2 separate regions of the Mus musculus genome follow, and region 2 is linked to region 1. The links are chromatin loops, found by intact Hi-C in ENCODE. Cell type or tissue: left cerebral cortex. All regions are shown on one strand. Each heading gives the region's core, and the rest is flanking DNA. Links, peaks and the distances in the headings are about the cores only. Region 1 holds the start of Pfkfb3 (6-phosphofructo-2-kinase/fructose-2,6-biphosphatase 3). Region 2 has its middle 30 kb from the start of Gm10851.

Region 1 (11,635 bases), core at 5,098-7,597:
AGCCCCCCCCCCCCCCCGCTCCATTCTGCTGCCAGGATCTGATGGATGCCAGGTTCAAAGGGATGCCTGAGGCTGCCAAGGTAATAGCCAGTCAGACGGTCCTAAGTAAGCTGGTCACTAAGTCCCAGGCAGGCTCCCAGAGATGTTCTTGCCTGTGATGAATGAGTGACCCGTATAGCCTTAGAATCACAATGAGACAAAGCATCAGGGACGTGGGTTTTTAGAAAGCAGCCAAAGGAATCCTGCTAGACAAACTAACGTTCCAACATTTCCTTGGCTGTGTCTTTGCCCCTGAGACTCTCGGGCGACTCCTGCATCCTGGTGACAAGTGAGCTCACAAGCCAAAGAGGCTGCCTGCCAGCTAAGAGCTCAGCTGGCCTTCTCCTGTCCCAGACAGGCTGCACAGCCTGCAGGAAAAGAGAGGAGAGTCGTACCAGCAATCTAGACAGATGTCAGATTTAGATAGAGGTCCATGGGAAGGCTAAGCATAGGGGGAGACCCAGCGTGGATCTTTCGCTTTAGATCTGCAGGCTAGGGTCTGTGTAGAAGCAGAGCTATGTGTTCTCCTTGACCATGGGGTCCTAGGTGACGAGTGTGAAGCTATCTAGACAAGAGAATTCATAAGCGAAAGACAGCCCTTAGAGACGTACCCAATGAATGCATTCCAGAGGCTCTGGAAAGAACAGGTTCCTAGAGGACAGAAGCTCCTGTCCCTCCAGCCAATGGGTCCCTTCTTCCTCCCTTATGACCCCACTGAGACATTGCTACTGAAAGCATCCAGAGCTGCCTGGAGACAGGCACCCTTATATGCTAGTGTGCATAGACTGCTTCTGTTGGAACTGAGTCAGGGACTCAGAGGTACAAGTTGACTGAGTTATCAGGTCAGGGATTATGTCGATCTACTAATCGTAGGAATAAATCCCGCTGGCAGTAGACACTTTGGAAGGGGGAAAAGACAATACTGTGGACTCAGCAGAGTTCTGCTAGATGTCAATGAAATAAACCTAGATCACTCCCTTAGTTGACAAAGCAAAAGCCATTCATCCTTACCACATGCTCAAAGCTGAGGAGCTCAGAGCAGCTGCCAAACGAAGCGTAGCTTTCCCTCACCCGGACATCCCAGCACGGTAAGATGAACGAATCTGTCCAGATAAATCTAGTATCGCTACCACAGACCGTTTTCAAACTCACAACCCAGCTCCAGGGTCTCCCTGGCCTCATCACCTATTGCAACCTGCCCTCGGGTTCTCTTCTTCATACACAGTTTTACCACTGAGAAAGAGTCATCAACCATGACCCCTCATCCTGCATCTCACAACTTCCCTGGATCCAGTCCCTAACTCTGCTATTTCTTCCTCCAACCAACTCAATATATTGAGTTCAACAAAGTTTTTTTTTCCCCTCTTCGGTTTTTCGAGACAGGGTTTCTCTGTATAGCCCTGGATGTCCTGGAGCTCACTGTGTAGACCAGGCTGGCCTCGAACTCAGAAATCCGCCTGCCTCTGCCTCCCAAGTGCCGGGATTAAAGGAGTGCACCACCACGCCCAGCTCAACAAAGAGTTTTTAAAGACAAACAAATAATGCCTCTTTTCCTTTTACATAAATATTTGGGTTTTTTAACCAGGTGGTTTTTTGTTTTGTTTTATTCTATTATTTAGCAGCAAATTTAGTTATCAACTTTAATGAGCATAAAGGAATACACAGATGTTCTGTTGGAATGTGTGTGATGCTTCATCTCCATTTGTCAATTTGGTTAGGCTTAGAATCACCATGGTAACACACCCCACAGTATCTATGAAAATGTTCCTGGATTGGGTTAGCTGAAGTGGGAAGGCCCACACTGTGGGTGGCACCATGCCATGGGTGTGGGTAAGCCTGAGTAAAGAGAAGGGAGTTGAGCAACAACATTCAAATCTTTCTGTTTCCTGACTGCAGATGCAGTCGGCTACCTAACACTCCTGTTACTACTGCTTTCCAGCCACAACAACTCCAACCCTCAAACTAGTCAAAATAAACACTTCCTCCCAGAAGTTGGTTTTGTCTCAGCAATGAGAAAAATAGCCAATCTAAGTGGAAAGAAGTCATTGTCTTAAGACCTCCACGCCCTTGGGAGATTCAGAATGAAAGTCCTGCCCAAAGCATGGTTCCCTAAGTAAGAGCCACAGAAAGCCACCAGGTCCGGAGAGCTGAGCCAGCACCTACAATGTCATCAGGCTTATATGCTCACATACTCATGAGCCCAGTGCTCTGGATGCCAGATGGAAAGGATGACAGGTGGACACACTTGAGGTCAGCATTATTGATGAGTACCACTGAACTCAGACCTGCTGCTTACTCACATACTAGTCCTACTGTCGTTAGTTCTTAATGCAATCTTGCTGCATGTGCCAGCATCCTGTAGGTAATTATACAGAAAGGAAACCCGACCAGCTGGTGAACTACAGGATAGCATGGCTGAAGAGCAAATTATGGGAAGAGAAAGCCTGACGCATGATTAAACCCCCAACTTCAACAGTACTCGTCTACCATAGCACTGTTGCGAGACAAACACGCTCCTGGGTCCTAACTTCAACTCTTCTTCCTCCATTAAGTGATTAATATCTTCAACAACATGTGGCCAAGTGCAGGTGTGGATACAGCTGACTTAAACATCCCACCACCTGATACCCACAACTTCTTTTCCGAAAATTTGCTTTGCTGTGGAAGATACCCCACACCTCATCCGTGCTCGGTTCCACCTGATGCTTTGCAAAACATCAACACTAGACAAGGATGCTAAGCCATCTTCATCATCCTTTTGTGCAAGCATGTGAGTTATGCTTCAACTACAAGTTCATGGGAAACACATGGAAGGAAGGAAGGAAGGAAGGAAGGAAGGAAGGAAGGAAGGAAGGAAGGAAGGAAGGAAGGATAGATACATTTAGGTCAGCTGTGGACCCTGAAGGGCTCCATCATCACTCCTGGGAACTGAGACTTTCCTCAGGAACCACCTCACTCTATCTCCATCAACCAAGGGCGAAACAAGACCTACCTTGACCTTATAGGTATACTACCACATGAAGATCTCTCGGAAAATGGGCTTAACCTGCCAGGCCCTCAGAACACAATGAATACCAGCAACAGAAGGCAACACACGCCACATGGTTGTTCAGTAGATGAAAGCATCATTGGATCCACCTGCAGCATCCTCCCAGTCTGATGGGATAATATAACAAGAGCTTGCCTCTGTAGAGTAGGCTTGGGATGTGTGGCACAGGGAGAATAGAGATAACAGATATATCTTTTAAAGACCCTCTCCTTCATGGTTACAATGTACATGGACTGCTTACCATGTACCTTTTGTCTCCTAATATCTAATTAATTTGATACCCAATGAATGGCCTTGAACTTTAGGACCTCATATCTCTGCCACACACTGTGACAGGGTATCTTATTGATAACTGTGGGAGGCAGTGCTCAACATGCAACTCAGTGAGTCCAGGACAGAGTTTAAAGCCAGGCCTCACCACCCCCTTGGATCTGGGACATCTTCAGCTCTTCATGTCTTCCTTTCCTTTCCTGGACAAAGGCAGAGTTTAAGACACTGATTGTGACAATGAACTGCACAGAGCTCTCATGGAATGAATGTTCTAGCTATGCCCAGCTGGGCATAGGCAGGTTAGAACTTTGTAAGCCTTTAAATTCCATACCCACCTTCCTTCATGTAAATTCTATCCTAAATCATAATCCAAGATGAACTGGCATCTTATTCCCATGTTATTGAGGGACAATAGCAAAGGTGAAAGCTAGTAAGATGGCTTTGTGGGTTAAAGTGCTTGCCTTACAAGCCTGAGGACTTATGTTCAATCGCTAGAGGCCACTTAAGGATATTAGAGAGTCAACTCCATAGAGCTGTCCTCTAAACAGCTCTGCTCCACAGAAACTCCATGGCATGTGCCACCCTCCCCCCTGCCCCCCATAATAATGAGTAAATACTTTTTAAGATAATTTTTTGATAGCTGCTGTTTAAGGCAACTCTGCACCGGGCAGTCAGACTATCCCTTGGAACTCTGAGGAAACTGTGACAACTCCCAACTAAGTCTCAGGCTATAGATTTTCAGTGCAGGCAACAGGAAAGCCAGTTTGAGTTAAGCTCATTTGCAAATACAGTAATGTCTCTCTAAATTGTGGCTTAAACTGATGGGCACTTCCAGTTTTGGAAGAAACATTTATCACAATGTCGGTAAAGAAACTTGACACTCAATTTCTGCACTCCTCAGACAAACATATCATCCTGCAGTCCTTTTGTTTTTTAATTTCAAGACAGGCTATAGAGGCCAGGATATCCTTGGGCTATGGAGGCCAGGCTAGCCTAGGACTCAGAGATCTACCTGCCCGGCCCTCACCACTATGTGCACCACTATTCCTGGCCTTTGGGATTTGTTCGTTGTTTATGACTGTTTCTTTAGTTTTATCTGGACAATCTTCTCTATGCCCTCTAGTACTAAGCCACCGTGGAGCTGGCTGTCAGCCTCTGATGTGGAGACCACAGGGCTGGGACTGCAGCAGCAGTAGCTGGGAGCATTCTTGCCCAGCATTCATAAAGCTCTGGGTTCAATGTCCATCACCAGGTAATCCAGACAAGTAGGTGAATGCTCATAATCCCAGTGTTTGGGGAGAGAAGGCAGGAGGACCACAAGTTCACTGTCATCTAGACATCATAGAACGTTTAAGTCAATTCAGCTCTGAAAAACAGTTAAAAAAAAAAAAAAAAAAAAGATTTAGGTGAGTGAAAATCTACAAGAGGCTGGGTGTGGTAGCACACACTCTTAATCCCATTTAAGTTGAAGCCAGGCCAGCCAGGGTCACTGGAGACCTTATCTCAGAAAGAAGAAAGAAAAATAGAAAGGAAGGAAGGAAAGACAGTCAGTCTGTCCACAAGATTCCCAGTGTCAGTAGAAAAGAAGTAACTTATTTAAAAAAACAAAACAAAACAAAAAAAAAAACCTATTTTCTCTATTGCAGTAAAACCAAATTTAGTATAGGGGGGGAAAAACATTTAAAATACGGATATGCTTTTAAAACCCCTGGCTGCAGATATTTGTATGTGAAAGAATGTGTCTGACTACACATTCTTTCACATACACACCAGTCTCACACACAAGAATTCCAGAAGTGAGCGAGCTGGTCATCTTAATCTGTCAGCTTTAGGCACATCCGCTTTCAACTCTACATGGTTCCAACAGCAATTCTGTGCAAATCTCTGAGCTCCGACAGACGTGCAAGCTCGTGGAATCTAGCGATCAGGGTCTGCAGCCTGGGGGAGGCCCCGCTGCACGGTGATGTCTTTCACTGAGCCAGTGTCACTGAACTTGGGTTCTTGCAAAAGCTGCCATGGTTCTCTCAGACCCAAACAAGGGAAGAATGTATTCTGCAATCACATGGCTGTACACATACATAGAAAACCAGGCCCTATTGTTTGACCAATTTCAGTTTAAAAAATAGAAAACGCTATAATCTGCCTGACTAAAAAGTCCAGAAGCAGCATGCTGTCTAAATTTGACCAACTTACCAACTTTCCCTGTTTTTATTATTATTATTATTATTATTATTATTATTATTATTTATTGACAGGGTCTCACTGTGTAGTCCAGGTTCATGATTCTTTGACCTTAGTTTCCCAGCTACAGTGTAATGAGATTATAGGTGTCCCACAGGCTTGGTTTTACCCTGGGGCATTTTCATAAAGGTGGCCCCGGTGCATAAACGTGTCTGACAGGGTTTGGGGAAGAACCCTTGCCAAGCCCTTACCTCTGACTTACTTGAGCAAAAGAAAAGGAGACTGTCTTGGGGACAGAGTTCCACCGAAGCCCACAGGTCCAGCAGGGAAGACCTGCTAGAGGTCTCATACTGCACCACAGGGAGGCAGGGAAACCAGTAAGTGACTCAGACCCACAAAGCTCCGAGAGCTGTCATGTCCTGTGATGGCCATCCTGAGAAACGTGACAGCAGAGAAACCTACCCTGCAGCCTGGTGTTCCAGTGTCCCAGGGTGACAGGAAACCACCTCCCAGTTTTGCCAGTAGATTCTCAAACTACAAACGTGATGTGAGCAACGTGTCCACTGGGCAGCTCGCTCCTGTTTACCCCCGTGGGCTCCTGGGCCTGCTGCCTGGGAGGGAAGCATTGCCTTAGAGCAATTCCATCCGCTCTTCCCAGAGGCACCTCTTCCTATCTAGGGATGGAAGTGAATGAAACCTTCCCAAATCGTTCACAGCAGCAACAGGTGAGGCACTAAGAGAAACTGCCAGCAAATTCCGTGCTCCGGGTAAACGAGTGCGTCTGTAATACAACACTAGTCACCAACCCATAAACCATCCCTGCAACCAAGGATCTGCAGTCACGGGAGTGACGGCGAAGATGGAAATATACAGAGGTGCAAAGATCCGAGGAAGAAAAAAGACCGTGAACCAGAGGAGACCCAAAGAAAAGGGGGCGTTGGTGTGGGCGGCCGCGCCCCTGCTGCAGTCGGCCAGGGTGACTCCGGAGCAGCCAGGTCTCTCCAGCCTCTGGGAGGCGCTGGCCCAGAGAGCCCAGGCCGGGCCGGGCACACAGGAGGTTTCCGGAGCCACAGCGCCCCTTCTGCCCAGCCTGGGAGACGCAGCCGGCCGCCACCCCCGCCTCGCCGGGCCGGGCCGACCGGCACGAGTGCGCTTCCCGCAGAGGGGAACCGGCACAAAGCCGCTGCACACACAATGGCCGGGCTCTGCACGCGGCGCAATCTACAACCTAGCCCCCCACGTGGCTGCCTGCACTCACATCTGGGCAACGAGGGTCGGTGATCGACGGGCACCCAGATCTTCTGTACCCGGCTCTGGGTCAGTTCCAACGGCATCTTCGTAGCTGTATTCGGCGACCCGCCACCCCTGGAGGAAAGACTCCGACTTGGGGAGAAGAGCAGCAGCAGATCCCCCCGGAACAAAGGACAGGAAGGGTGCGTCCGCCTGCACGCGGCTGGGCGCTCCCTTGCACTGCTTTGGAAAATGTGCTTTGTGCGGAGTCTCGGAGGAAGGATCGCCTGAGCGGAGACACGAGACAGATGAGAGCGGCGTGGAGTTGCGGCTGCTGCACTGCTGACTAGTCGGCTCTGTTCAAAAGCTCAGGGATGCTCCAGCGCAGTGACAGCCACGGTCCCAACACCCAGCACTGCCACTTGCTCCTCTCCAGTTCTGTCGGGATGCCACACGCACTGCCCGGCCTTTTAAGATCTGACCGGTAGCGCGGCGCGTCAGCCTCGGGGCGGGCCGCATTCTTTGCGTCCCAGCCCCCTTTCACGTGGAGAGAAGGGTGGGCAAGGCCAAGAGACAGCCTGCTGCCGCCCCCTGCGGGTGGACGAGAGCAGCACGCTCTGTTCCTGCAACCCAGGCTGGTTCTTTCGTCCTCCTTTCCGTCCCTAAGTTTATTCCCTAAGGGCGCAAGACAGGAACGGAGTCCCCAAATAATTCCAGCCACTTTCCTCATCTGTGCTTGGAAGGCAGCAGCGATCTGATAATGTCCAATGTGGTTCGTTGACAGTCCTCCACCCCTACACACACACACACACACACACACACACACACAGAGCTAGAGCTATGTAAAAGCATCTTCCCAGTTCAGCCTTACAAGCCGTGGGAGCCCCAACACCATGCACCATAGTTACATGATTTGGGGACTGGCTCAGTCCAAGTGAAGACGCAGGTCAGAGCTGCCTCCTGGTAACACCTGTGCATTATCGCCCACTATGTCCCCTGCCATTGCTGACACTGCCACCTCCGGGCACGGGCGCATACTTTTCCTGAATCCCCGGGAAACATGCTTGGGTAGTGTTGCTACCCCTCACTCAGTGCTACCGTGCCTGGCGCTTGAAGGGGGGCAATAAATAAATAAGGAAGGAAGGAAGGTTCGACCGAAAAGGAACTTTGGGATGCGGGGGGCGGTTGGTATTATTTTCCCTTTCAACATGGGCCATATTCCATACCCCTTCTGCAAGTAGTGATTAAAAGTAGACCCCATTCCCTCTCCCATTACCGGACTATGAGCCCCAAAGTAACTATCAAGGGACAGCTAGATCCTAAATTCATGTCACCCACCCAACCCCCACGCGCCCGCTCTAGCACACCGGCTATATTTTGTTTGATGTGAACATGCCCTCGCTTCCTTTCCGATTTTTGCACTTTGCATAGGCTGGAGATACATGCATAACAGGCAATCGTTGAACCGCCAGAGTTCATTTATTCAGCGACGATCTAAGGGATCTTTCGGTGAGGACCGCTGCACGGGAGGCCGTGGAGACAAGACACTTTAAATGTGATTTTAGCGAAGGAAGCCTCCGCTCAGAAGATCTGCCTTGCTTAGCGCAAGCTGCACACGTCGCGGTGAAGCTGAGCTGTGATTGGAGGCGCTCGCGGAACCCCACACTGCAGTGGAAAAGTCTGCGCAGAGGCTGCCACACGTCGCGCACGTCCTGCATGCTCTGCTGGGAGGGCGCCGGCCCCCCGGCGGCGGGCGCAGCTGCTCTGTTCCCAACCCAGCCCGCCCCGCCTGGGGCCTCCGCCTTGCCTTCTCCGGCAGCCTGGCGAGCTTAGGAGACCTGGAGCTCACCTGGCGAGTAGCCCTTGGGAACCTCCCAGCTCTAACCGCCATTCCTGCACCCTGCTCTCCGGTACCACCCTCCTCAATACCTGTCCCCAACCCCAGGACAGCTTTGCTGACCTTCCGATTTCTGTGCTCAGGCAGCTGTTCAGAAAGAAACCCGGTGCATTACATTTAAACTTGTTTTTCTTCAGTGAGAGCAAATGCCAGAGGTGACACCCTAGAAAGCCCAAGGGAGAATCTCGCTCCACTCCTGAAATTAGAATGGACTGACTCGACAAGGAAAACATCTAGTAGTCTCCAGAAGGGTTCCCTTACTGGTATTTGCAAGCTGAGGGGGAGGGGGAAGGGATGGGGGTGAGAGTGCATCCCTGCCAGGAGACTCCCCACTCCCGACTCCCAATAACCATAGTGCACCTGGACGCTTGTAAAGTTTCCACTAGGTTTTCTGTTTGTTTTGCTTTGTTTGAGACAGTTTTCCTATGCAGCCCAGGCCGGCCTCAAGCTTGCTCCTTTCTCAGCCTGGTATTACAGGCCTGTGCCATGTTCCCAGGTGCCCGCTTGAGTTTGCACACACCTACAAGCCAGGCAAATGGCCAGATGTCAAAGCTTAGGAACAGATTGCTGGGAACCGCCAGGGAGAACGTGGTGGGAATGGTACCAGTGGAGAACGATCTTTTATTTCTCTTTTATCATGTTTAAATCTCTCGATTTAAGGTCAGTCCTCAAGTCAGGTGGCAGCTAAGCATTCTCAGATGGGGCAGTTTTCCTTTCCTGGAGTCAACAATGTAGTGGGTACCCAGAACAAACACTAAGTTCTCCAGTCACTTCTGCTACCAGGTAGGTAAAGGGAAATCACCTTTACCCTGCCTAGGGCTCCAGATATCTAGGAAAGGGTGGAATGTGAGGCACACAGCTGAATTCACACTTGTTTGTTGGTCCTCTGAAGCTGTCGGCTTGCAACCACAGGTAAAAGCTGTGTTTGTGGAAGGCAAAACTGCTCCAACATGATCCTCCTTAGGACCAACCTTGCTACACCTACATTCAAAGGTTTCCTCCTCAGCTTTGCTGTTTAGACATCCTTCCAATTCCTCCCTTAGTTCTGTTAATACACCCTTATCTTTACCTCAAACGCAGTCCCCTAGGGCTTCACTAACTCCCAGGTTCCCAGGTGGATATTATGAACTCAGCTCTTTAGAAGACACAGCCAAGAATGTGAACATTCTTTAAGTCGGGTGACTTATAGCCAGGTGACTCCAATCACTAGGACTGATTGACAACTTCCTTTAGATTGAGTCACAATCTAGACCCTGCTAAAGCCAAAAGAAAGTACTGTGCATTCTAGTCCACATTCCACAGCCCTCTACCCCTTGTCTACAGGAAGGAGCGAAGGGAAGATTGGAGATTAGAAAGGTCAAGGAATCGAGTCAAAGACCAAGGAGGAAGGAAGGCAGTTAGGAAGAAGGTTTGTGCGGGGTGAATTGTTTTGTTTTAGAAACAGGGTCTCATGTAACCCATACCATCAAGAGATCATAAGCATGAGCCCTCACGCCTGGTTTATATGATGCTGAGGACTGAACCTGAAGTTCCATGCATACTAGGCAAGTATTCTACCAACTGAGGGACATTCCCAGCCGTGTGTGTGTGTGTGTGTGTGTGTGTGCGCGTGTTTATGTGCATGTGTGTGTGTATGTACGTGTGTGTATGTATGTGCGTATGTGTGTGTGCGTGTGTATGTGCATGTGTGTGTATGTGTGTGTATGTGCGTGCGTGTGTGTGTGTATGTGTGTGTGTGTGTGTATGTGTGTGTATGTGCATGTGTGTGTGTGTGTGTGTGTGTGTGTGTGTATGTACGTGTGTGTGTGTGTGTGTGTGTGTGTGTGTGTGTGTGTGTTAAGGTGATCACATACTTGACACAAGCAGCAGAACGCTGTCCCTCCCAGGTGGTCATATTACACACCCACACCCACACCCACACCCACAAGAGCGCTGAGAAGAACCCTAAGCAAAGGAAGACCGGACTGTTACTCAGCTTCACCTGACACAGTTAAGCTGCCCCGGGTGAAATGTCCCACCTAACACACGCTGGAGTGCTCTATGTGTGAATTCAGTGAGCCAGGTCTAACCTTAGCAAAAAGGACATGGAAGTGTTTTTCTCACCACAACCTTTGTTTCTATTCTCTGGCCAGTGTCACCAAGTCCTTCCCAGAGTCGCCAAGATGTGGTTATCAACAGCAGCAGCACGTGACTCCGTTGCCTTACTCTTACACCAGCTCCTTAGACTTAAACATTTAAACCTCCTTGGTGCCTGTGCCTCCTCCCCAGGGAAAGCTGGGGGGCGGGGGGGGGACAAGCTGTGGCAAGCTGTGAGCAGTCTCACGTTGCTAATTAGACCCAGTGTCAGTAGTTGCTCTCTTGAAAGAGCCCATGTATGAGAGAGTGAAGCAAGGCTCCAAATAATAAACAAACCTTTATCATCATCCCAAGATGGCTTTTAGTCACAAAATATGACTTCTTTAAGAATGGAAATAGAGATTTGAGGGTAGCTGCCCAGATGACATTGGAGGTTCCCAAAACCAGCTCATAGATTGTATGTATATATTTTTTAAAAATTTCGAAGTTAGCCGGGCGTGGTGGCGCACACCTTTAATCCCAGCACTCGGGAGGCAGAGGCAGGCGGATTTCTGAGTTCGAGGCCAACCTGGTCTACAAAGTGAGTTCCAGGACAGCCAGGGCTATACAGAGAAACCCTGTCTCGAAAAAAAAAAAAAAAAAATTTGAAGTTGCCAGTCATGCAGGACCACTACTGTAGGCTAGACCACAAAAAGGCAGGGACTAAGAGGATCAGAAAGCTTCGCTAGTAGCACTTGGGAGGTAGAGGCAAGTGGATCTCTGAGTTCAAGGCCAGCTTAGTCCATATAGCCAGTTCTAAGAAAGCCAGGGCTACTGCTATATGATGGTTTGTATATGCTTGGTCCAGGGAGTGGCACTATTAGAAGGTGTGGCCTTGTTGGAGTAGGTGTGTC
Region 2 (11,635 bases), core at 5,774-8,273, 52 kb after region 1:
CAGAGTCAGAGCCAAGAGAGCATTAGCTCACTTCCTTCTCAGACACATAGGTAAATGGACTCCAGTGGCTTCAATGAAATCACTCAGACAGTACTTGATGAAGGTGACCTATGAGTGTCTCGTTTCCTAGCTTCCAAGTCATTCCACTGCCTCTTCCTGCCTAAGCCACTCCCAGAACCGTCTCGCGGGAGCGCAGTGACCGAGGTATACTTATTTACAGACTGACTGGTCAGTGAACCCGATCATCATCCTGTGGGATGAGTGGCCCCCACCTATGCTGAGGGCTGGATAGCAGATACTAAAACAGACTTGAAACTATTACCTTCCCTCAGACCACAGAGCTCCTGTGGGATCAATGAGAGAATCAGTGGCTGACAAAGCTCCCTCCTTAAGGATGTCTTGGGGTCTGCACTTAGAGAGAAAAAAGGAGGTCCTGACTGGGATATAGAGTCGAGGCCTTTTTTCACCAATGAGCATATATCTCTCACGTGATGCCGTCTCTCTACTTCTCACAAAGAGCTTGATTGTTAATAGAGGTTTAGTGTATCACTTGCTGTTTTTCTGACATAGATAACACACCATACCATGCCACAACATACCATGCCATTCTGTGCCAGACCAGACCAGACCAGACCAGACCAGACCAGACCAGACCAGACCAGACCAGGCCAGGCCAGGCCAGGCCAGACTACACAGCATGTGACAGATTGGGTCCATGTTCGAAAGGCAGATGCAAAGGCAGCTCTGTTCCTCACATAATTTGCTGTGTGACTTTTAGCAAGATACCTAACCCTTCTCAGCCTCTCTTTGCTTATTTCTCAAGCAGACATACTAATACTAAGGGGTCTCTGAGGGTGGACCTGAAGGTCACAGACTCACACAAAGAGCCTTGAGGGTGGACCTGAAGGTCACAGACTCACACAAAGAGCCTTGAGGGCGGACATAAAGGTCACAGACTCACACAAAGAGTCTTGAGGGTGGACCTGAAGGTCAAGGATTCACACAAAGCACCTTGAGGGTGGACCTGAAGGTCACAGATTTACACAAAGAGCCTTACTGTTAGGTCCCAGCACCTGCAAAGAAGCTAGAAGAACTTAGAGAGTTTGTTTCCTTTATTTTTTTTTATTCGTTCTTGGAGGAGTCTGGGCCTGGTTATTTTTATGGTTTTTAAAACTCTACTTCCTTGCTTTTTTTGATTGGTTTTGGTTTTGAACTTTGTGAGACAGCGGTTTATGGCCCAGGCTGTAACTGGATTTTCAGCTGAGGGTAACCTTTACCGCCTTCCTCCTCCACTCAAGTACTGGGCTGCAGGTGTGAACCACAGGCCTGGCCTTTGATTTTGTTTAGGGAATGGTCACAGTTCTTCTTCTTCTTCTTCTTCTTCTTCTTCTTCTTCTTCTTCTTCTTCTTCTTCTTCTTCTTCTTCTTCTTCTTCCTCCTCCTCTTCCTCCTCTTCCTCCTCTTCCTCCTCCTCCTCCTCCTCCTCCCCCTCTTCCTCCACAGTTCTTTTTTGAGACAAAGTCTCTCTGGTGCTCTGGCTGTCCATAAACTCACTGGGGCATTAACTCACTGTGCAGACCAGGCTGGCCTTGAACTCACAGAGATCTTCCTGCCCTTTGCCCCTCCCCCTCCACTACATCTAGAACAGTTCTAATCTGTAAGAGGATTTACTTAGCATGCTCGCCTGTGTGAGTTTATGTGCAGGATCCCACAGAGACCAGTAGAGGGCATCAGATTCCTCCACCCCCACCCCTCTGTGGTATGAGTGAGTATGGAGATTAGACAATTTTCAAAAGTCATTTTTCTCTTTCCACCTATTTACATGGGTTCTGGAGATCAAACCCGGGCCACCAGACTTGTATGGTAAAGAACTTTGTTCACTGAGCTATGTACATGGCCCTGGGTTTTGTATTCATTTAGTTGTTGTTATTTGTTTTATTTTGTTTTGGCCAAATCTCACACTGTAGCTGAGCCTGGCCTTGAACCTCACTAACTAGCTCTCACCAGCCTCAAACTCTTCAGCAATCCTCTGGCCACCATCTCTTGTGGATATTAACAGGTATGAACTGCTGTGTTCAGCAGTCTTGTTTTTGTGACACTAGGGAATCCAACCGCAGCTACATGCACATTGTGGGCATAGTTTCACCAGTGAGCTACTTCCCCAGCCCATCATTGCTAGTGAAACGTTGACCCACTATTTGTTGTCCCTTCTGACAACGAACCCATGCAAGAACACTTAAAATCCTATTGTTGGAAGACACTAGGCCTGAAAGAAACCTCAAAAAAAGAAATTTAGTCACAAGCCCAGGCTTTAGACTAAGCCATACCTATGAGGCTCTGATATTTTTCTCCATTTTTCTCCCTTCCCCTATTTCTTCTTCTCTGTGGTGCTGAAGATGGAACCCCAGAACCTGGAGATTTTTGTATGTGGGACAACCGTCTCCATCGTGGAAGATCCGGTCATTAAGGTGTCGCGTTTTTGCAGAAGTGCCACCTCAACCTCTCTCCACAGCACCTTCCAAATGCAACCATGACTTTCGTGACTTCCTGTGTCTAACTGACATGCTTCCTGTCCTCCTTTTTTGTTCTCTTAGATCTCACATTTCCTAACTTCTCCTATTCCAGCCGATCTCAAAACCAGTTTCTACAGTCCTGCTTCTTGGTCAGCCCTAATACCGAAAGTCTTCCCTCATGACAGCCGCAGTCACCCTGGAGACCAGTGGGGAGACAAGATGCCTAGCTGAAGTGTCATGTACTACCTCAGTGTATGAGGCGATCTGGCCCTACACTCCTCCCTCCACCCATATTATAAAATGTCACACCACGGGGGTCTGCGGCAGAAAGGCGGGAGGTCCCTTACTATCACCACAACACCAAACTCAGAGAGAGGCTGTGACTTCATCCATCACAGCTGGTCAGACACATCTCTCTCCATCTACAGTCTAGTTTCTTTAACAGGGGTGAGGAGAGGGTGGGGGGAGGCGTTTATTCTTAAAAACCAAAATCTCAAAACTACCTCTCTGTTACGACTTCTATTTGGTTTTTTGTTTGTTTGTTTGTGTGTGTGTTTGTTTGTTTTGGGTTTTTTTGGTTTTAGGGTTTGTTTGTTTGTTTGTTTGTTTTTAAACTAGAGTTAGTATTAAAGAGAGTAGAGAAAAACAGAAGAGTGTTGCTAGGTTGTTTGGTTGTTTGTTTTGAGACAGGGTCTCATGTAATCGAGGCTGGCCTCAAACTCACTGAAATCCTGCTTTTGCCTCCCAAGGGTCAGGCTTGTAGGACTGCACCACCATGCACAAGGTTTTGATTTCATGAGACAAGGTCTTACTATGTAACCAGGTCGGCCTTGAGTTCACAGATTTGCCAGCCTCGGCCTCCTGAGTACTGGGATTATAAACATGTCTTTCCACACATCTTAATTTTCGTTCGCAGTCCTCCTCCTCCTCCTCCTTCCTCCTCCTCCTCCTCCTTCTCCTCCAGTACAGTCTCAGGTAGGACTTGAACTTGTTATGTAGGCAAGGCTGACCTTGTATGATGCTTCCACCTCCCCAGTGCTGGGATTATAGGTGTGTACCACCCCACAGGGTTTATGCAGGGCTGAGATTGGACCCAGCACCTAGTATATGCTCTGCATGAACCCTGCCAGCAGAGTCAGATTCACCGCCCCATGCCAACCTCTGACCTTCCAGTCTTGGCACTTGTTGGATAACATAGGAGGTGAGCTCCCAGGAGGGAACCCCATGTCTATCTGGAAAATGTTGGTACACCGTTTCAAAGATGAATGTATGACTTGGCATGCAGTTGCTCAACTTTGCCCTAGTGAAGTTCAGGACATGTTATTGGGTGCTCCCTGCGGGTGAGGCACCTAAGGTTGATATCTGTGGTCCCAACAAATCCACTGTCCATCCTAGGGCAATGTACCTTGCAGTGTAGCCAGGCAGGTTGACCTGTGTGGATAGTACCATCAGGCTCCTGGCTCCAGGACTGCCAATGCTATGAGAACAGAAAGGCAAACAGGGTCTCACAGCGTCCTCCCTGAAGCCCGGCTGCTGCCAGCTGCCTGCATCCTCCACGAGAGGTCAGGACTTCAGTCAGACAGCTACTATGGCCCTCAGCATCTTGGGCCTAAGAATACACAGCATTCTCACTGACCAGTGGGGTTTCCCTGTATCCTACACAATCTTCCAGAAAAGGCTTTTTACTCTGGAAGATTCACTCTTCTCTTCTCAGCTTGCCTGAGACATGTTTCTTCTAAGCCCCTGACAGGGCTGGTCCCAGACCTTTTGAGTGGTTGTCAAGGCATAGAAAGAGGGCTGTGGAGGCTCAATAGCCAAAGGCTCTTACCACACAAGCTTGAAGACCTGAGCTAAATACCTGGAAGCTACAGCAGGAGAACCGACTCCACAGTGGTCCTCTGACCTTCATTGCACTCACACTCATGAGCACACAATAATAATAAGTAATTAAATATTAAAGACATAGAGCCATATCAAAGGATGGGCTTAGCAAGCATCCCTTTCTGACCTTTGACTCACTAAGAAAGCCTCCTCCGCCTGGACCACTGAAGAAGGCTCCTCTACTTGATTGCACTTGGTCTGGGGTGGAAAGAAGAAATGATGTTTTTATTGGTGTGCTATTCTTGTTGTTGAGTTGTTTGTTGTTGTTGTTGTTTGTTTTTAGTTTTTGGAGACAGGGTTTCTCTGTGTATCCTTGGCTTTTCTGGAACTTACTCTCTAGAGCAGGCTAGCCTAGAACATATAGCGATCTACCGGTCTCTGCCTCCCAAGTGCTAAGATTAAAGACGTGTGCCACCACCACCCTGCCCTTCCTATTATTTTTAATTATACTCTGAACACTTAATATGTTCAAACGGCTCAAAAATAAAAAAAACTTATAGATCCACATATGCTTCTTCTACCTGTGCTCGGGGTTGGGATGGGATAGAGTGTCCCTTTCATAACTGACCCTGTCACCTGCAGGCAGTTTCAGAGCATGGTTAATCAGGACACCTACACAAACCACACCGCAGGTCCCAGCAATTCCTACTTGCTGAGTTACTGCTAAGAGTTTACAACTCAGTGGCAGTGAGATGGCTCAGTGGGTAAAGACACTTCTTCAGATTAAAACAAGGAGCAAAAGAAGAGCCTAACTTGGTTGGCAAACATAATCGTTATCATCTAATAATCAACAAAATCAGTTAACTCTCTTTTTAAAAATAAATAAACTACTTGCTGAGATAAAGGCGCATGCCTGCAATCCGGGACTTGGGGAGATTGGGAGTTCAAGGCCAGCTTCCAGTGTGCATCCAGTGTGAAGCCAGCTTGAACTATATTCTATCCTATCTTTAAAGTTCTGAATTCCTAGCTGGGCAGTGGTGGCACACGCCTTTAATCCCAGCACTTGGGAGGCAGAGGCAGGCAGATTTCTGAGTTTGAGGCCAGCCTGGTCTACAAAGTGAGTTCCAGGACAGCCAGGGATATACAGAGAAACCTTGTCTCAAAAAAAAAAAAAAAAAAAAAAAAAAAAAAGAAAGAAAAGGAAAAGAAAAAGAAAAAGAAAAAGAAAAAGAAAAGAAAAAAGAAAAAGAAAAAGAAAAAAAAGTTTTGAACTCCTGAACATCCTGCATCTATCTACCTAGCATAATGAGAATGTGTCACCACAGCAAGCAATGAGGCAAAATCTTATTCAAACATAACTGAGATTCAGGTGTGGTGGCACACACCTTTAATCCCAGCACTTGGGAGGCAGAAGCAAGTAGATCTCTGTGAGTTTGCCAGCCTGGTCTACATATTGAGTCCCAGGACAGCCAGGACTATAGGAGACTCACTCCCCACCCCCTCCCCCACCCCCGAAAAAAAAAACCTAATTGAACAGCCTAATTATTTCAGACCTTAATTAGTAAGGTAATCCCCTAAACACTGGGATGACTGACAGACATCTTTGCCTTCCTTCAATTTGCCCACCAGAGACTGCAAGGTCATAAATAGGAGAGGGAGAAGAAGGGGGAGAGGAAGAGGGAAGGAAGGAGGAAAGGGAGAGGAGGGAGGGGAGGGAGAAGTAGGTAGAGGGGGAAAGGGAGGGGGAGAGAGAGGTTGGGGAGGGGAGGGGGAGGGACAGGGAGACTAGGAGATCAATGGATCAAAGACTCTTCACCATGTAGTTAATGAGGTGAGACACCCTCAAGAAAGACAGTCCAGGGAGAAAGTGGCCACAGTATGCGTGGGTCAACAGAGACCCTGAGGACAGTGGCTGTGGGCTTACCCATCACCAGCTGAGAGAAGTTAACAGCCTTGCTCAGCCCTGCTCTATGACCGATGCCCTCCCCCCACCCCCTATTTCCATATCTCCAGCATTGGAGTGTCAGCCAGTCCTCTTCACAGCCCAGAGCTGGGACTAGTACCTTAGCACTCCGTGCTAGTGAGGGGCAAAGGCCACTCTAGCCTCCCAGCAACCACAGAAATAACCTGCCCATTCAACCTGAATTATGAAAGAAGAGAAGCTCGGCAAGAACGGTGGGTGGAGGCAGCTGGGAGAGCCACGCTCCGTTGGCCCAGCACCTGGAGAGTCTTGCTTTCTTTCCGTCTACCCACAATCCATAGGCCCCCCAGGGGAGAGCCTTAGGCAGCTTTCGTTTGTCTTGAGCAAGGTTTTAAGTAGTCCCAGGGGCCTCCCACTTGCTCTGTAGTTTAGAAGGCTTTAAATTTCTGATCTTCCTGCCTCCATCTCTCCCCCACCTGCCGAAGCACTGGGGTTACAGGCACATGCCAGCCATCCAGCCCTGCTGAGCCTTGGGTCTTTAATAATGTTCCTCTTAACACAAACAAAAGTGCACACGTCAGATAGTCCAGGTTTGAAAGTTCCCCGGCCACTCTCCGCTTCTGCCGCTACCACTCAGGCTTTGGCCTGAGCATCACCGCATGGAGTCCAACCCAGCTCTAAGCAGCTCTAAGCAGTCACCCGGGTGGGTCCTCCATAACTTTGCCTGTAAAATGGGACCGAATACTCTGGTGACCCCCGCAGGGAGCCATGGGAATCTACTGGCCTGCAGGGCCGAGTGCCAAGTTGAATGACCTTAGATGCAGCAGTGGCCGTGGGCAGAGCCTGCAAAGCCTAGAACTGGTACTGCGTGTGGTCCTACCAGGCAGACCTCAGAGGAGCACCAGTTTGCTTCTTTCTATGCTCTGCCGTCCTCCCACAGCCAGCTCTCTTCCTGTGCCCATTTTGCTGAGCAGGAAACTGAAAAGTGCGGAGTAAAAATTACTTCCCCAGGGTGACAATGCGGAGGCAGAGCTAGCATAAGATCTGCTGGCACCGGCAACACGGCCTCCTCCCCTCTGCAGTCTCTGTCCTGGCCCCCTCAGTCTGCCGAGGTCCGGACATCAGAATGGCACAAGTTTCCCCAGAAAGAAACACCAAGATCCTCGGCTCAGCATTCCCTCTGCATCCCGGGGCTGAGAGGCAATAGGATCCTGGGGTTCGCTAGAAGTACGGCGATTAGCGCTGCGCTCCCCGCCTCCCAGCCCAGCCCCGGTTCCCGCATCCACGTGGTGTAGCCGCGGACACTACTAGGCTGCCAGGGACTGTGCAAAGGCTGGAGGGCAGAGCGAAGGGGCGTAACGCGCGGCAGGGTGGCCAGTGCAGGGCAGGAGGAGGCAAGGCGGAACCCGAGGGGACCAGGGTCTCAACACACGGGACCCCGAGAGACGCTACCTTTCCTGAAGGGCATCGCGCCGGGGACGCTGCGCAGGGATCTGGCCCGCGACACTCGGGCAGGCGGACGTCCAAGTGGCAGCCCCGAGGCTCGGGGCGGCCTGCGGGCGATGGGGCCGGCGAGGGAGGGGAAAGGGACATATTTGGTCACAGCTTGGCACGTCACGGCGCGGAGGAGGCTCCGCCGCGGAGCAGGAAGCGCGGGAGTCGCGTCACCCGTGAGCTCTGGGAGCTTGCGGGCGGCGACCCGGAGGCCGGGGTGGGCGACCTGGTCCCGCCCCGAGCCTAGAGCTGACTGCCTATGCAGAGACCAAGCATGGAAGCCTGGAAGGAGATGCAAATGAGCCCATCCACCAGTTCCTTCGGGCTGTGTGGTGAAGGAAGAGACTTGGAGGAATTTTATCTTTCTTGCCTTAATGAAGTTGGGACGTTCAAATAGCTGGTTGACTTGTATAGACACTAAATAAAGGCCGAGAGAGCAGCCTAGAAAAGCCCATGTTTGACAGTATTCGTGGTAAATTACTTTGTCACCTTTACTGCTCCCATATCCAGCCCCCAGCACCTACACCCGGCACACCTGATGGAAGTGTTCATTTGTAAGGTCATGGAGATGAATGAATGATTTGTTTCTCCAGAGACTGGAACAGATCCTCACCCACAGTTTGATAATCTGTCAGGAGAAAGGGTTGCTTAGGGTTTGAGAAGTGGGAAGTACCTTTATTCAGTCCATTCTGCTCTGCGAGGCTGACAACAAGGCAACCGCCTGGACAGTGACTGACCCAAACACCCCAAAGCAGGCTCCTCTTTTAACTTAATTAAGGCTTTCACTAACTAACCAAACTGGGTACGCTGTCCTCAGGCTGGTAATTAATCCCAGTACTTGAAGGTTGGAAGCAGGTCCGCTGCCCCTTCTAGGCCAGCCTGACTTAGCACACAGAAAAGCTGCTGGGGATTGCTTGAGCCCAAGAGTTCAAGACCATCCTATGAGACACCCCACTTCAGAAAGTTAATTTCTGTTAAATGGTGTGGTAGATATACTTTCTTTTTTGTTTGTTTGTTTGTTTTTGATTGTTGTTTTTTTTTTTAAATTTATGTTATCTATGTGAGTACACTACAGCTGTTTCCCAGACACAACAGAAGAGGTTGTGAACCACCATGTGGTTGCTGGGAATTGAACTCAGGACCTTTAGAAGAGCAGTCAGTGCTCTTAACCACTGAGGCATCTCTCCAGTCCATATATATACTCTCTATTTCTTTTTTTTTTTCTTCCCTCCTATCTCCTTCCTCCCTCTCTCCCTCCCTTTCTTTTGTCTCTTTGAGATGGAATCTGTGTCCAGGCATTAAACTTTTTTTTTTTTTTTTTTTTTGGTTTTTCGAGACAGGGTTTCTCTGTGTAGTCTTGGCTGCCCTGGAACTCACTTTGTAGACCAGGCTAGCCTTGAACTCGGAAATCTGCCTGCCTCTGCCTCCCGAGTGCTGGGATTAAAGGCATGGGCCACCACGCCCGGCTGGCATTAAACTCTTGCTCCTTCTGTCTGTCACCCCTAAGGGCTAGAATTCTTGGGGTGAATGCCTTTGCCTTGCAGGAAAGTGTTATTTTATGTTGCATTCTGAAGAAATGAGGAATCACCTGAACTTCTAGTCTTTAAAACATCCATTCAAATGACAAGAGGTTGGCTCTCCATTTAGTAAACAGTCCTGTCTAGGTGAGTGTAGCGCCTCCCTCAGCCTGAAGCGGGCTGGCACAGACCTTGTTGCCACTGAGGTGGGGCCACCTGCGGTGCAGCTTTCCGACTTTGGCTGGCTTCTTTTGAAGTGTCAACTGCCCTGAGATTCTGCTACCTGCCAAGAAGCTGAACCTGTCTTCCTGAGCCATTCCTGAATAAGCAATCAGCCTGGCAACCAAGTGCTGACAGAATGGCTCCAGGCACCAAGAATGGACTGGGGGGGGGGGGGGGGGAGGGGATGGGCCTTCCCCCTTATAAACACACTCTCTTAGTAAAGTTGCAGACCTTGATCAGAAAAATTTGTCTTGGCTTCATTATCTTTTCTCACAGTCTAAGTCTCTTTCAACCCCAGCCTGCCTTCCAGAAATACCCGGTTCATGTAGACCTCGGCCTGGCTTACAACAGGTGGAATGGGAGGGGAGCGACTATGGGGGAGGGGTGTCCTTTCTTCTTTTCTAATTACAATCAGTGTCAAGGTCTGCCATGCTTTCTGGACTCTAGTCCAAACTCCATCCTTCATTTTGAAGTAAGACAATGCCACGGAGAAAGAAGCAACTAGCCTGAGGTGGCATCTCACGGAATTGTTAGCTGAGTCAAATTCTTATAAAAATGGACCTTCCTAGTGTCCTGCACTATTTTTTTCCAACTAAATCTTTTACAAAAGCTGTGCACAGCCAGAGGCTTACTGCTTGCTACCTTGATGTCCCCAAAATGTTCCTGCTGCCATTTGACACCTTTTCAAACAGTTCATTTACTTCCTTACTTAACTTACTTCTTCATTTGATGTGGTTGTGTCCTGTATGTCTGTGCTCTATGTATCTGCACAGGAGACCATCTGCTGTCCTTGGAGACCATCCGCTGTCCTTGGAGACCAGAAGAGGGCATCAGGACCCCCAGAACTAGAGTGACTGTGCTTTTCCATGTGGGTGCTGGGAATCAACCCTGGGTCCACTAGAAGAGCAGCCATGCTCTAAACACTGAGTCATCTCTCCAGCCCCCCCCCCCACTTTATGCATTTGAAGATATACTCCACTACTTTTAATTAAGCATGCACCCCAAATACGTCCACCATCTTTACTTCTTGAACAGGACCTTAAAATACTGAATTTTACTGAATATTAGAGCCAAATATTTATCATTTTTAAAATTTAAATACACTTACATAATTTCCCCCCTTTCTTTTTCCTCCCTCCAATTCCTTCTATGCAGCCAGTGTCACAGTTTTGAAGAAAACAGACTGTGCCTCTCTCAGAAGCTATCCACCAATCTCAATAGGGCCATGGCTAGGGCTAGGACTTTGTGCTCACTTCCCCTCTGCGCTGGGATTTTATTCAGATTGAACTCTCACAGGTCTTGTGTGTACTGTGCATCTCTGTGAGTTCATGTGTTCACCAGTCCTGTTGTTCATGGAAAATGCTGTTTATATAAAGTCATTCACCACTTCTGGCTCTTTTTCTTTTTAAAGGTTTATTTAATTTTTTTTAATATATAAATGAGTACACTGTAACTGTACAGATGGTTATGAGCCCTCTTGTGGTTGCTGGGAATTGAATTTAGGGCCTCTGCTCGCTCCAGTTGGCCCCACTCACTCAGTCCCTGTTTGCTCCAGCCCAAAGATTTATTTATTATAAATAAGTACACTGTTGCTTCAGACACACCAGAAGAGGGTGTCAGATCTCATAACCGGTGTTTGTGAGCCACCATGTGGTTGCTGAGATTTGAACTCAGGACCTTCCAGAAGAGCAGTCAGTGCTCTTATCCTCTGAGCCACCTTGTCAGCCCCCTACTTCTGGCTCTTACTGTCTTTCCACCAACTCCTCTGAAGTGATCCCTGAACCTTGGGGGAGAGGGGGAGGCTTGATATAGACATCCATCCCATTTAGGGCCAAGTGCTGAGTCACTTTCACCTTTTGTTGTTTGTTTGATTGTTTGTTTAATGGGATCTCATTATGTAGCCTTGGCAACCTGGAATCACCGTGTAGATCAGACTGGCCTCAAACTCACAGCAGTACACCACCAAGATCAGCTTATGCAGAGCTGGGACTTGAATCCACGTCTTCATACACTCAGCCCCTAAAACGTTTCTATATTTTCCTAAGTGTCCCACTCCCCTCTTAGAAATGGATTTATTAGCTGGGCGGTGGTGGTGCACGCCTTTAATCTCAGCACTTGGGAGGCGGAGGCAGAGGCAGACGGATTTC

The links. Hi-C counts contacts between places; a loop is a spot of excess contacts. Peaks named below come from ENCODE experiments on the same cell type or tissue, not always from the same donor. Only the 100,000 strongest peaks of a DNase experiment are listed, where the experiment ranks them.
Region 2: it touches region 1 in a loop (4-fold over the local background); 14 of 42 quality-filtered maps call a loop at or near these places.

Annotation. Positions count from the first base shown.
Region 1 is chr2:11,494,828-11,506,462 of GRCm38, forward strand. It overlaps Pfkfb3 (6-phosphofructo-2-kinase/fructose-2,6-biphosphatase 3), which reads right to left and starts at 7,263. Exons shown (of 18, transcript NM_001177753.1): 1 at 6,798-7,263. The coding sequence starts at 6,873. Gm52500 (a long non-coding RNA gene) reads left to right here and starts at 7,183. Exons shown (of 3, transcript XR_003953759.1): 1 at 7,183-8,679; 2 at 9,327-9,449; 3 at 10,799-11,632. In left cerebral cortex, for the core only: CTCF peaks have their summits at 6,606 and 7,365 (motif pointing left); DNase peaks (open chromatin) are centred at 5,265, 5,999, 6,612 and 7,310; H3K4me3 peaks cover 2,500 bases; H3K27ac peaks cover 1,867 bases.
Region 2 is chr2:11,546,120-11,557,754 of GRCm38, forward strand. It overlaps a transcript of Pfkfb3 not described here. Among named protein-coding and RNA genes, the nearest start is that of Gm10851, 30 kb to the left of the region's middle. In left cerebral cortex, for the core only: no CTCF peak of the experiment used is centred there; DNase peaks (open chromatin) are centred at 7,304, 7,481 and 7,858; H3K4me3 peaks cover 1,884 bases; H3K27ac peaks cover 1,481 bases.